Linked DNA regions of Homo sapiens: regions 1, 2, 3 and 5 are each linked to region 4. Evidence: chromatin contacts called from ENCODE Hi-C or POLR2A ChIA-PET data. All regions are on one chromosome and are shown on one strand. The core of a region is the stretch at or near the end of the contact, and the rest is flanking DNA. Distances in the headings are between cores, read along the strand shown.

Region 1 (2,700 bases), core at 46-2,545, 1.9 Mb before region 4:
GAAAGTCATTGATAACAATTAACATGTGGTAAGCGCTTAAGATTTGCCAGTCGTTATTCTAAGCCATTTTACATGAATCATCCCGTTTAATCTCAATAACAACTCTAAGTTCTTTTATCCTCATTTGACAGATAAGGAAACTGAGACTCACGGAGGTTAAGTAAATTGCCTAAGGTTACACAGCCAGTAAACTCGAAGAGCTAGACCTGAACTCAGATTTGCCAGCCTCCAAAGGCTTCCAGACTTCTAACCGTAATGCTAATATATAGCAAATAGTCTTTAGTTGTGGATTTTCTCACTAGCATAACAGCATTGATCAGGCCATATTCTAGCAAGTGATTTTCAAATATGAAGTGACAGAGATAACATACAAAGGCCAGGCAATTTTAAGCAAATGCTCTTACAGGTGTACTAGGACAGAGCCTTAAAACCAATGACTCCTTCTAAACATGGAGTTCAGACATTCAAATACCTTTACCTAGTAAAGTTCTAATAGAAAAGGAGTTATTTTAGGGCTAGTATAAGTCCATCCATGTATTCCCAGTGTCAACTGTGCTCGACGTAGTAAGTGTGGAATCAATGTCTAGTGACCGGTTAGATGACCCGCATAGTGGATCTTTTCAAATCTCACATGGAGGATCTCATACAAAAACATTAAGAACATTAAAGCAAGCCCTGACAATAATTTTTAAAAAATAACAGTCTATTTCCAGGGTAAACAATTACTTTGTCACGCCGCTGCTTAGGGGCTCGGAGAACCTGCTTCTGATGTGGGTCCAGGTTGAGGAACACTTCGCCACTTGAGAACGCAAATAAAGTCCAGAAATCCAGGACCACAGCAATACTCCAGCCCAGGGTTGCAGGGCAGCCTCTTTACCAGCCGGGCGACCCATTTCTATCTTGGCGCCGGCGAAGCGCCGGTTTGGGCGGGGGACCGCTCTCAGCCTGAACAGTGGGTGGGCCGGCAATGACAATGCAGGAATTCCGCGCAGGCCGCAGGGTTTGGGGACCTGTCTGAAGGGTGGGAGGGAGCACTTTTCACCTGACACACCCAACCCCCCTGCCGCAGCCCAGGGCCGCGGATGAGCGGAAGGAAAGCACTTCCATACTGTCAGATCACTGGGCTTCAGTTGCAGCATAGCGGCCCACCCCGCCGCCCGCGTACGCTCAGCCCCTCAGCGCCGGCCAGGCAGCCACGCACGCGCAGTCCGTTCTCGCTCGCTCCATCAGTCCTGGCCCGGCCCGGGGCCCCGCCCCCGCAGGCCCCGCCCCGCTCCCGTGCGCTGAACGCCCCATATCCGGGTTCCCGCCGCCTCCACCGCCACCGCCTCAGCCGCCTCGCACATTTAGTCTTGCCGGGAGTGGTGTGATTCCCGACCAAGATGGCGGCCGTGGGGCGAGTCGGCTCCTTCGGTTCTTCTCCGCCGGGATTATCCTCGACTTACACTGGCGGCCCCTTGGGCAACGAGATAGCGTCGGGCAACGGTGGCGCCGCGGCAGGCGACGACGAGGACGGGCAGAACCTTTGGTAACGACTCCACCTCTCCCTCAGCCCCCGCTGGCTCCCCCGGCCTTGCGCGGACGCCTCGGGATCCCGTGCCCGCTGGAGCTCGGCGCCGGGCCCGGCCACTGCGTTCCCGGCAGCCCCATCCCCGGCGCGCCGAGGCCGGGTCCGTCCCTCCCGCGCTGCGGCTCCGGCCTCCGGCCTCACCGTACGCCTTGCTTCCCGTTAGGTCCTGCATCCTCAGCGAGGTCTCCACCCGCTCGCGCTCCAAGCTCCCTGCGGGGAAGAACGTGCTACTGCTGGGTAAGTGTTCCCTGCCTCGCCCCGCCCCGCCCGGCCCCCAGCGGCCCGGGGTACCTGGTCCGCGGGCTAGCTCGCTGGCTCTCTTTGTGCGGACAGCCGGCCCAGCCCCGCCCCGCCTCGCCTCCCGACCTGTCGCGGATGGCTGGGAGAGAAGGGGAACACGAGACCCTTGACCCAGGACCTGCGGGGACCCGCCCTCCCTCAGGTTCCTCCTCCTCCTCCCCGGTATATGGGGGTGGCCCTGACAGCTTCCCCTGGGAAGGACAGAATTCGATCGCTCATCTGAGGGATTCTCGTGGCCTGGGGTTTATCTAGAAAATGACAGGTTTTCTTTCATCACAAAAATTGGTAGCAGGAGGCTCTTTGCGAGAGCTGCAGCGCAAATGGCATGCCATTAATATTTAATAGCTGACTCTTTGTATAATTGACAGAAGCTAGAACTAAGACCTGGCGATAAATGTTCTTGATTCAGCGTTCTCTGGTACAATGTGCTCGTGTTGCAGCTACCTTAACTGTCACATATAATTCTGAAATTTGTAAAGGGCAGTAGAACACAACTTTCTAGTTAAGTCTTTTCAGCCAAATGGATGTAATAAGGAGAAACGGTCCAGTGTCAGTTCTCCTGATTGTTCTGTATCTCCTCGGCTCTCTGGAAGTTGTGTATTCTGTTTCTTTAGTGACTCTGGGGGTGGGGATAGAGGACTGAGGGAGAATAGTTCGCAGATTCGCATTTTTCTAGGCTTAGCTCCTGAATCATTTATAGGAGAAATTTCTCTATATAGCTCTTTACATGCGAGATAACTGAAGTTTGGCTTATACGATGATTAAATTTAAAAACTTTGGTATTTGGTGTCGGCTCAATACCAGAGTTTTTTGTTGTTGTTGTTGTTGTT
Region 2 (2,700 bases), core at 29-2,528, 1.3 Mb before region 4:
CATGGTCTCACCTGGTCTACCCCATACACTGACTTTGCTTTCCTATCCTTATAGGCTTGGGCTGGAGGTAGTGGGGCCAGTGACTTGCTTACTTTCATTTGTTTCCTGTTTGGTCAGCAGTGGTCCCAGTGATGACCGCCTTACTATCTCATTAACCCTTTTCCTTTCTGAGGTGATTTTCCATTCCAAACTCTTTAGACACAAAACTGCTCTGGAGCCAGGCATGGTAGCTCACTCCTCAGGAGGCTGAGGCAGGAGGATCGTTTGAGCCCAGGAGTTCGAGGCTACAGTGAGCTATGATCATACCACTGTACTCTGGCCTGGGCAACAGAATGAGACCCTGTCTCTTTAAAAAAAAAAAAAAGAAAAGAAAAAACAACTCCAGTGTGTGTCTTCTAGATGTTTTTGTTTCACTTTCAGGGACTTGTCTTGCTGTCTTTTAACTTTGTCATTATTACTATTTTTTAAAGCAAAAGAGAAAGTTTAAAATACTGGCATAAAGGTTAAGTGAATTGTCATTGTGTTTTTAATAACTGAGGAGGGCTTTTGTTTGGAATGATATTTATAGTAAGTTGTTCTTTTTCAATTATTAGTTTATTAAAATAGTAAATTTTAAAACCTAGTATTTCTTGAACTTTAAGCTCAACTTGTAGATAAATTTTTATTTATAAAGTAGTAATTTTCATGTCAAAAATGGTTTCACTTATTCATTGATTAACCTCACTTAGTTTCTAAATTTAACAAATTAAAGTTATTAAGGCTGTTAGCACCACTTAAAGATTTAATCAGAGTCCCTTGATGTTTTAAACTGTAATCACACATTTTAAGTATCTGTTTCTCTCAAACACCTTAACTAAGGCTGATAACAAAACCGAGGAGCAAAGTCAGCCTCATACTTCAGCAGCTCTTGGGAATTAGTGCAGTAATCCTACTGGAAGCCAAGAGGAAAAAAGAGTGCGTTAGTCCAGTCAAGGTTACATGTTTTGAGGTATTGATTGATTGATTGTCAGCATACTAGATCAGTTTGTACCTTCCAAGGTGCTCCTTCCTATCTCAACAGCTAGTTTCTTTTCTCTTTTTGTGTTTTAAATCAGGCAGCCTCCAGAACCAGAATAGGTTCAGAGAGACTCTCAAAAGCTGGTTGCTTGATAAAAACAAAGCATACTTGTGAGTAGGAGGTTTGGGTGTCTGTAGTCTTTCAGCTGGGGGTTACCTATTTGCATAGGTTGCACTTGTCTGCAGCCAGGTGTGCTAAACTACCCATCATGTAAATTAACAGAGGCTCTTGAATGTACTTTTTTTCTCTAGTCAAGCAGTAAGGATTTATTCTTTTCATTTTTCACAACATAGCAAAAGACACCTCGTTAATAGCTTTTCACTATAAAGACTGTAAAGATTGAATTACTTTCTCATTTGGTTGGGACTCCTAGTGGAGTTGGACACTGAAATTCCTTTGCCAAGGCCCTTGGCCCCACCTCACATGAACGCTGTAACTGTCGTGTAATTTCTTGTGTGGGGCCTAGTGTGGGCACCGGTGGGATGCTGAACCCCGGCTGTGACACCGACTTTGTCTTGTCTTATTCTCCAGTGTCCTATTGACCTCCTCCTGGAATCTCATTATTGATGTGCACAAGGGAAGTAAAGTAATGCAAGGAGGCACAGCCTCACATTATTTAGAAGAAATGCTTTTGGAGAGGCTTGAAATCGATTTTTTGAAATCTAAATATTAGAACAAAAGAGATATATTTAGTCTGCATATCTTAATAGGAGTCCCGGCTTACAATAAAAACATTTATTAAACAGTTAAAGATGGAAAGCAGAGATAAGCAACCATTTTCAGGAGAGGGCCAGGTGGATGAATCAACACAATTGGTCTTTTTGGCAAGAATGTTAAAACCTGTTGGTTTTGATTTTGTTAATTGGAAACAGCGAGGGAGATTAACAGGTGCCTGAGAAGTAATTAATCAGGGATTTAGAGAGCTTTTATGTTATCAGGGAAAGGTGATTTTGAAAGTGTCCACTCCAATATTTAAGAGTACTGAGTGGAACAAACATTTACATTTTTACTGTATTGATTAGCTTACTCATTGGTGAGCCATGGACTGTGGAAAATGATCATTTGTGGGGGTGGGTGATAAAAGACTAAGAGTCAATTTAGAGTGAGGTTTGGTGCATGAAAAAAGGTGTCAGATATTTTACTTCTGACTGCTCATGAGAACAAAGGCATCATAATGCTTATAACCAACCTGTTGTTACACTTGACTCCTCTGTTTTTAGAGGCAGTGGGGTGGCCACTCACTCTACACTTGCCAAATCACCCAATTAGGAAGACAAACCAAGAAGGAACATTTTACGTGACTTTAGAATTGGGGAAATAGGTGAGTAGGAAGCTGTACAAAATATGCACATTGATTTCTGCATGTTAACTTATTTTGGGTTCTAGAATGTAGAAGCCAGTATCAGTGCATCCATGTTTGTGTGCTATAGCCTTTTGGATAGAATTTGATCAGTATCAAAATAAATACATGCATACTTATTGTACATTAATTATTTCCCTCCTGGAGACAGTGCTGGATTCTTTTTTTTTTTTTTTTTTTGAGACGGAGTTTCACTCTTGTCACCCAGGCTGGAGTGCAATGGTGCGATCTTGGCTCACTGCAACCTCCACCTCCCGGGTTCAAGCGATTCTCTTGCCTCAGC
Region 3 (2,700 bases), core at 31-2,530, 1.3 Mb before region 4:
GGCTGGCAGATTGCTTGAGCCCAGGAGCTTGAGATCAGCCTGGGAAACATGGTAAAACCGTCTTTACAAAAAATACAAAAATTAGCCAGGTGTGGTGGCATGCATCTGTAGTCCCAGTTACTTAGGAGGCTGAGGTGGGAGGATTGCTTGAGCCCAGGAGGCTGAGGCTGCAGTGAGCTGTGATCAAGCCACTGCACTCCAGTCTAGACCCTGTCCTCAACAGCAACAACAACAACAACAGAATCACTTCTGCTTGGTAAGGGGGAAGCAGTGCCCACTCTTTGTGTGTGTGGGGGTATTAAATAATATAATGTGTGGCAACTGAGTGTTGGACACAGCAAGGCTCTGCAGATGTTATTTCCTGCCTTGCTTCTGTCCCGTGGAGAGGTTCTGAAACCTTTCTGCATATTAAAAGTATCTGAGGACCGGGCGCGCTGGCTCACGCCTGTAATCTCAGCACTTTGGGAGGTTGAGGTGGATGGATCACGAGGTCAGGAGTTCAAGACCAGCCTGGCCAAGATGGTGAGACCCCCGTCTCTACTAAAAATACAAAAAAATTAGCCAGGCATGGTGGTGGGCGCCTGTAATCCCAGCTACTCAGGAGGCTGAGGCGGAGCATTGCTTGAACCCTGGAGGCGGAGGTTGCAGTGAGCCGAGATTGCACCATTGCACTCCAGCCTGGGCTACAGAATGAGACTCCGTCTCAAAAAAAAAAAAAAAAAAAAAGTAGGAAGATTTTACAAAAATTTCATCACCAGATCCCATCCTGGACCAGTTGAACCAGAATATAGGACCCTTCCCCGACAGCCACAGTTTAAAGTCACTGATTAGTACCTGAGAGAATCATCTTCACACATATTATCACCACTAATTCTAATAACCACACAAGGCGGGCAGGTTTTAGTAATATTTAATATTTAGTAATATCAGAGCCAACTGATGTTGGGGGGACATTCTAACACAGGTCAGTCTGATTCCAAGTGCCACATCCTTCCTACTATTCTGTGTTCCCTCTGATCCTTTCGTGTGAATGGATTTTACATAGTAGTATGATCATCCCTTCATTCAGTTGTTGATTCCTTCTCATTGCTCCCCATGCTGTGCCTGAAGGTACAGTGGGGACTATTGTAGATGGGTTCCTGCCCCAAGTTGCTGGTGGGCTAGGAAGAAGATGCACAGCAGTGGTTGAACTGCAGCATGCAAAGTGCTCTCACGGAGCGTGACGAGGGATACGCCTGGATGTAGGGTGGGGAACTCTTTTGGAGGAAGTGCCACCTGGTTAAGATCTAGGGTGAGAGAGGAAACATGACTCTTGAAGGGAAGTGAAAGAAGCTCAGAAGGTGAAAACAAGAAAAGAACCTGGACAAACAGATGAATTTATCACTTGAATAGTTTTGCCTCACTGAAGAAAACATATTTCTTAATCCACCTAATGTGTACTAAGGCATGGCTTTCCACTTTGCACCAGGATTCTTTATTTGCATTTGCAAAATAAAACAAAATGCTTTATCGTAGGTTTTCTATAAATTCCAAATTTCATTGAATTTAAGAGTCTTTTGTTTAATATGACTATATGTTAACATGTAAATAAGTTTGTCTTTAGAGCTAACAAATCCTAATAAACAATACTCATTTCCCACCACTCATGGAAGGCACAGATTATAGTAGGAGTTCTGTAAGAGTTGCACACTAATGGAGTTTTAGGCAGGGATTCTTGAATCTTGTGAATTATATCTAATTTTTTTCTTCGCTGGTGGAAATCTTAAGAGTATAGCACGGTGTTAAAGCATGGGTTTTAAAGTTAATGAAAAGCTTAGTTTGTCACTTTCACTTAACTGGATGTGTAAAGTTATCCTACCTTTTTAACTCTCAGTTTCTTCATCAGTAAAATGGGAATAATAATAAATACTCCATATAATTTAAATATATAATTATATAGTTTAAATTAACATTTATATATTAGTTTCTATTTTTATAATTGTATACAATCATAGAATAAATGATCTAAATAGCTTTTTTCTAATATTTGAAAAATATAATTGATTTATATTAAAGAATATATGCAATCATATATGTAACAGAGCATAAGAAAATGAACAGGCATGAGCTCACCATTCACTCTAGGAAGGATAATATAACCACTAGTAGCTCATCTGCCCAAGTATTCTTCTTCAACTCAATCCTTTCCTCCCCTCTTTTAGGTAACCACTAACTCTTGAGTTTCAAGTTCATCATTCCTTCACCTTTGTATAATATAAAGTATTTTTATAATAGATATTTTACAAAAATAATGTGTGTTATCTCTCTGTATTATTTAGTTTTGTTTCTCAGTTTTATATTTTTAAAAGGATGTTGTATATAGTTTTCTGCAAGTCTTTTTTTTTTCCCGTTTTGTTTCCAAAATTGATTCCCGTTATTGTGTCTAACTTCAGTGCATTTCTTTTCAATGCTGTATAACATTCTTTGTGTGACTATGTCACAAATTTTTTATCCTGGTGATGGGTATTTAGGTTGTTCACCATTTCTTCCTCTGTGAACGGTGTTACTGCTGTGTGTAAGTTAGTATGTATCTCCCAGTACACACACGCAAGAATTTCCTTGTGATGTTGATGTAGAAGTTGAATTGTTGGTGTGTTAGTCCGTTTTGCATTGCTATAAAGGAATATCTGAGACTGGGTAATTTATAAAGAAAAGAGGTTT
Region 4 (2,700 bases), core at 52-2,551:
GAGGTGGAGGTTGCGGTGAGCCAAGATTGTGCCATGGCACTCTAGCCTGAATGACAGAGCAAGACTCCATCTCAAAAAAAAAAAAGAAATATGTAGTTCTGAGCTGAGAGAAAGAAGTCATATCTATCCCAATGGTTATATGAATAATATAACCAGAATTTCTGACTAAAAAAACAGGTTGTTTTTGTGGTTCTCCAAGTAGATTCCCCATTTTTGGCTGGTAGTTTTCTCTTCCAACAGCCAACCTTTCATCACCTCTTCTTCCAGACCTGAGATTGCCTCAAGAGAACAAAGCTCCTGGTCTCACTATGGGGTGCTGAGGAGGTGTCGGTTAAATGACTACTAAGCGGCAAATCCCTCTTCTTGATACAAGAAAGAGTTTCCAGATTTATTATATTAAAGATCATTTTATGATCTTTACATTTATCATGATCATTTTATAATCATGATACGTTTATATACCCACATAAACGTACACATACATGCAGAGAACACCCCTAGAAACTACATTTAATAATCGAAAGAGAGATGGTCTAAAGGAAAGGGAAATGGAACAGGTGTTTACATTTAGGAGACAGAGATACACTGACTGTGTGTACTATGAGAATACATTATGTAAAAAGGGGAAAAGAAAGAATAACTTCTTAAAAGGCTTGCTTACCATACAGCCACACAGACTTCCTGTGGCTTCTCACAGATGGAGGTGATGCTGCAGTTGCTCATGCAGGATTTCTGGTTGTCACAGGTGGAAAATCTCACATCACAAAATTTACACAGTTGTGGAAACTTGACTGCACCGTTGTTGTCAGTGACTATCATGTCGTTATTAACTGAGGAGAGAGAAAGATATATTAAATGATTATCCAACTGCCAGGCAGCCTGCCAATGAATTCCTGAAGATGTTATGCAATTTCAAATGAACTTGATGTCATGAGAATGAATCTGAAGAAAGGCAAAATAATTCCTTCACATCAGATTAGAATTATCTGGTGTATGCAATTTGTAATAAAATCCATTGTACCGTGGTGAGGGGTGGTGAGGGGTTGGGGTGGTTGAGTAGCCATTTGCTTTTGTCAATGGTTGTCATAAGGTCCACTTTCTACAAAAATCTTATCATTCAATAAAGAAACCTAGATGGGCCCACTGCATAGTACGGAGTGCTGGGCCCACAAATAAAAGTACCCTTAAGGAAATTATAGTTTAGCTGGTGAATAAGACAGGAAACAGACCAAGTCAGGGTGACCCAAAATAGAGGGCAGCACAGAGGATGTGGGAGCCAGGCGAGCATCACCGCTCAGCTGGGCAGGGAGGCTATAACCTCACAGAGTCATGAAGTGCCACACCAAAGGAGGAACCGTTGCTGGAGGCACAAGATTTTGCCGCCATTTTCCTGACCTACTCCTGAAAGAGCTATAAGGGTCTTCTTTTCAAGGGACTAGTTCTACTGATCTCTCTCTGTGTTTGAGGCAAATCAATTGATTAACTAACACTTACTGAGTGCCTCCTAGACACAATCCCAAGCATTGGTGAGGCATTGGAGTTATGATCGCAGCAAATAAAAGCTGAATCCACCTCAGGATCTGCCTTCTGTACCTCTCCCTTATCACCACCATCACCAATCTCCTGCCCCCTTCTGGGAAGAAGCCAAGTTCATTCCCTCCTCAGGCCTTTCACTTGCTATTACCTTTGTTTAGCTTCCTGTCACTTTTCTGATCTCTGATCAAATGCCACCTCTTCATCCTATAGCAACTCTGTTTTATTTATTGTCTGCACAAACTATCTGCATCGCATACTTGCTAATAATCTATCCACAAAAATGTAAGCTCCATGAAACTTTCTCCACCTCACTTACCTACTATATCTCCAGTGCCAGGAAGAGAACCTTTCACATAGCAGGCATACAAAAATGTTTATTGGATAAATGAGTGAACACAGGATGAATACAAGGAGTCCATGTTTGGCCCTTGATGCCATGTAGGATAGGATACAGAACTTCTTCACTCAGATTAGAGAGGAATGTGATTATAAATGTGATATTCATTCACATTTATTCAATAAAATATGGAAGACAGACTATTCTTTGCAAAATACAGGCTGCAAACTAGGGGCAGTTCAAATAAAGGTGTAACACCCCATTCCCCATTTTCTTCCTCAATGAGATGGTGATGATGTTTAAGACATGAGTTTGGACAGTCAGTGAAGTATGACAAGGCTACTAGGCACTCAACCAGCAAACATGAATTAATACTTACATGCTAGACTAAGAAACATTAAGCACTTAGACCGCATGGGGTGCTGGAACAGTTGCTGGGCCACAGAAAGTTGTGAGGTACTTTTCCAAGGCATAACCCTTAGAGAGGCCTAAGAAAAGCCTCATGTTCCCTCCGCTCTTGCCTAGAGAGGAACACTTTCAATGCCTTTCCACAGTCACTCTCTGTCCTGTGAATTTTAGGATTCTGTCATAGATACTTTGCCCTGCAACTGTCTTTGTAGCTTGGGCATAGCACCTGTTTCCTGGGTCTCTAAAAATATAAACGTATATAAATTTAAGATTTGCTTTCTTGTGGTAACAGTAAATATAGAAGAAAAAAATAAAGCCATTCATCCCTCTCGGGCCTCAAGTTCATTTCAGGAAGTTTATTTTTAGGTAACAAGCTATTTTGAAATTCTCAGTGTCTCCCAGACCAAGAGCTCTATGCT
Region 5 (2,700 bases), core at 35-2,534, 1.5 Mb before region 4:
GGCACTAGGGTAGATGCCATTCTCAAAAGTTGGGAGACAGATAATCAAATAACTCCTTATAATGCAGTGATGCAGGCCAGCAATAGGGACACAGAGAGAGGCCACTGGCCTTGCTGGGATGGAAAAGTGAAGAACCAGGTAAGGTTTCCTTCAATAAGTACTTTCTGGGCCAAGTCTTGAAAGAGTAAAACTAAGACCAACTACCTAGGACCAGCTGCTGCAGCACTTCTGATGCCTGTCACGCCACAGAAAAACCGGTAAACAGAAGCACTGAAAGGACATCATCACTCTTAACTATTGTACACCAGTCCCTCCAATGTGGCAGAGTGTACAGCAATGAAAAAAGGCTTGGAAACACCAGATGCTACACTTTGCTTCCTTCCCCCTTCACACCCCCACCTCTACATTCACCCAAACACACCAGAGAATCCCACAGTGTACGTTTGATTAAGGGTACTAGAAGAACTGACATTTCTAATGTGCTCTATAAAATGTTAAAGTCAAATAAGGCCCCAAAGAGACGCAAAGCTTCGCAAACATCTCGGCAAGGGAGAATTCTCAACGCCTCAGGGAGAGCGGCCTGTTGAAACTTGGATTTTCTTCCTGATACGACGCGCCTAAGATAGTGGACCTATCAGAAGCGGGGGCGAGACGGGCACCTTGAAGGGCAGAGCATGCCCCGCCCGTGACCTGGGCAGCAAGAGCCCTTTAGCCCTCTCCGCCTCGGTTTCCTCAACACCGAAACTGCAGTAAGAATGCTCGAGCCTCCACCAAGTCCTTGACCCAGGAGATCCGCCGTGGAGAACGGAATACGCCCTTAGGATATTGTGCAAAACACCCAGGCGTGGCAAGCAGGTGGCTTCTGTGCGCTCAGTAACGGGGGCGCAGACAGGTGCCCGCGTGCTCGGGGTGCCCTCTCTCCGCGCTGTCCCCCGCACGCACGCGAGCCCAGCGCCTCCCGAGCGAGTGCCCCGGTGCGGCCTCCTCGGGCGCACGGTGCCCAGCCCAGCAACGAGGTCGCCCACCCCGCCTCCCTGCGCGCAGTGCCCGGTGCCCACGCCGCAGCATGGGGCGCGCAGCCCTCACCGCCCGGGAGAGGCGCTTCCTGGAAGCGGAGCCCCGGCCTCCAGCCCGCCGCCGCTCACCAGTTCCCCGAGCCCACGATGCACACTTTCAGGGGCGCCGCTGCCATGGCCGGGCCGAATGTAGCCGCCTGGACCGTGCTTCCCTGGCCGGCTGCCCACCTCCGCCTGTTCAGCCTTGCCCGCAGCGGCTGGCGGCGGCCCCGCCCCTTTCGCCTCTCCGCCAATGGTCGCGGCCACCCCCGCCCGGCGCCGGGGGCCGCAGCTGACAGCGGGGCAGGACCCGCTTCGCCACTCCCAAGAACCACTGCGCACGCCTGGCCCCGGCCGGCCTCCAGGCCCGGCTCCGGCACCGCCCCGCCCTGCCCGAGGCACGTCGGGACATGTAGTCCTCACCCCCCGTCGCTGCGCGGCCCTAGGCAGCAGCTCCCGCCGCGCCACATGCAGGCCCAGGCCACTGAGCAGCGACTCGCGCCCCTGGTTCCCGGTGGAGGCTGCACTCCATCCTCATGGGTGGAGCAGACCCAACCAGCTTGCCGTGGTGCCCCCTACACGCTCCTTTTTCCCTACTCGGGAAGGGCTGCCACATTGCCATTTGGAGCCGAGAGAGGCTCCTAGGTTGACTCTCAAGCCGACCAGACTTGGGGCAGAGCTCGAAATGCCCACCCGACCTTGTCATCCTCTGTTTCATTTGCACAAACAAGACACAGCCTGGCACCTCTGAACTTCTTAGAGAACTTGGATCTTCAGAGGACTTTGGAATTTGGCTGAACAGTACCTGCATTTCAAGGATGACACCTTTTCTAGTTAGAGTCAAGATAGAAACTTGACCTGGTGCAGTGGCTCACACCTGTAATCCCAGCACTTTTGGAGGCCGAGTCAGGAAGATCACTTGAGCCCAGGAGTTCGAGACCAGCCTGAGCAACATAATTAGGACCCCCCACCCCTCTGTACAAAAATTTAAAAAATTAGCCAAGCATGGTGGCACGCACCTATAGTCCTAGCTACTCAGGAGGCTGAGGCGGGAGAATTGCATGTGCCCAGGAGGTCGAGGCTTCAGTGAGCCAGGATAGGGCCACTGCACTCCAGACTGAAGGACAGTGAGACCCTGTCTCAACAAAAAATAAATACATAAAAATAAAGGGAAAAAGGTAACAACAGCTTGCATTCAGTGGGTGTCACCCTCACACGCTTACTTGGCAGGAATTGCTTTACCATTGTCTTTGCCCAGGGCCTGACTTATCCCTTGCTTGTGGTTTGTTTGCATTTGTGAGTAACACAATGCTCTCCTCCTTGACAAATAGAATCTTAGTTTGTTCATTCTGAGCATCAGTCTCTGCCAGGCACTGTGCTAGACGCTGTCAGAGTAGGACAAAGTCCTTTAAACCAGTGGTTCTCAAACTCTGCTGCATATTAGTCACTGGGGCTTTTAAAAATCCCCATGCCCAGACACCATTGCAGGCCAGTTACATCAGAATGTCCCATGGTGGGATCCAGGCATCAGGATATTTACTTATTGACATATATTTTTTGAGACAGTCTCCTTCTGTTGCCCAGGCTGGAGCAGAATTTTTTAAAGTTCAAGAGGTAGTTGCAAAAGCAAGCCAAGATTGAGAAC

Evidence for each region. Hi-C counts contacts between places; a loop is a spot of excess contacts on that map. ChIA-PET counts read pairs that join two places held with the same protein, here RNA polymerase II (POLR2A). Pooled maps may share reads with other maps.
Region 1: a loop to region 4 is called in a pooled map, with 5 times the contacts of the local background. The contact joins the promoter of DYNC1LI1 here to the enhancer-like site in region 4. A Hi-C loop is called at or near these places in 2 of 37 single-sample maps with no recorded cell type and 5 of 50 pooled maps.
Region 2: a loop to region 4 is called in a map with no recorded cell type, with 5 times the contacts of the local background. The contact joins two enhancer-like sites. A Hi-C loop is called at or near these places in 1 of 37 single-sample maps with no recorded cell type and 3 of 50 pooled maps. POLR2A ChIA-PET finds 5 or more read pairs at or near these places in 1 of 52 experiments (activated B cell).
Region 3: a loop to region 4 is called in a map of OCI-LY7, with 2.9 times the contacts of the local background. The contact joins two enhancer-like sites. A Hi-C loop is called at or near these places in 1 of 168 maps with a recorded cell type or tissue (OCI-LY7), 7 of 37 single-sample maps with no recorded cell type and 5 of 50 pooled maps. POLR2A ChIA-PET finds 5 or more read pairs at or near these places in 1 of 52 experiments (GM12878).
Region 5: a pooled map shows a loop between it and region 4 (4-fold over the local background). The contact joins the promoter of GPD1L here to the enhancer-like site in region 4. A Hi-C loop is called at or near these places in 1 of 37 single-sample maps with no recorded cell type and 6 of 50 pooled maps. POLR2A ChIA-PET finds 5 or more read pairs at or near these places in 1 of 52 experiments (B cell).

The regions. Positions count from the first base shown.
Region 1 is chr3:32,569,453-32,572,152 of GRCh38, reverse strand. DYNC1LI1 (dynein cytoplasmic 1 light intermediate chain 1) reads left to right here and starts at 1,295. Exons shown (of 13, transcript NM_016141.4): 1 at 1,295-1,528; 2 at 1,734-1,807. The coding sequence starts at 1,383. RefSeq lists silencers at 1,098-1,357, 1,538-2,027 and an enhancer at 1,302-2,087.
Region 2 is chr3:31,915,994-31,918,693 of GRCh38, reverse strand. All of the region lies in intron 1 of OSBPL10 (oxysterol binding protein like 10), which reads left to right. Among named protein-coding and RNA genes, the nearest start is that of OSBPL10, 64 kb to the left of the region's middle. Within about 2 kb of position 1,278, at least 2 of the 41 ENCODE cell types and tissues checked have a DNase peak (open chromatin) inside an H3K27ac peak, as active enhancers do.
Region 3 is chr3:31,950,956-31,953,655 of GRCh38, reverse strand. All of the region lies in intron 1 of OSBPL10 (oxysterol binding protein like 10), which reads left to right. Among named protein-coding and RNA genes, the nearest start is that of OSBPL10, 29 kb to the left of the region's middle. RefSeq lists an enhancer at 1,097-1,146. Within about 2 kb of position 1,280, at least 3 of the 41 ENCODE cell types and tissues checked have a DNase peak (open chromatin) inside an H3K27ac peak, as active enhancers do; they include OCI-LY7, where a contact is called at or near this core.
Region 4 is chr3:30,642,877-30,645,576 of GRCh38, reverse strand. TGFBR2 (transforming growth factor beta receptor 2) reads right to left here. Exons shown (of 7, transcript NM_003242.6): 2 at 662-830. Among named protein-coding and RNA genes, the nearest start is that of TGFBR2, 38 kb to the right of the region's middle. Within about 2 kb of position 1,301, at least 20 of the 41 ENCODE cell types and tissues checked have a DNase peak (open chromatin) inside an H3K27ac peak, as active enhancers do; they include B cell and OCI-LY7, where a contact is called at or near this core.
Region 5 is chr3:32,105,204-32,107,903 of GRCh38, reverse strand. It overlaps GPD1L (glycerol-3-phosphate dehydrogenase 1 like), which reads right to left and starts at 1,284. Exons shown (of 8, transcript NM_015141.4): 1 at 1,146-1,284. The coding sequence starts at 1,192. RefSeq lists silencers at 882-1,021, 1,142-1,551.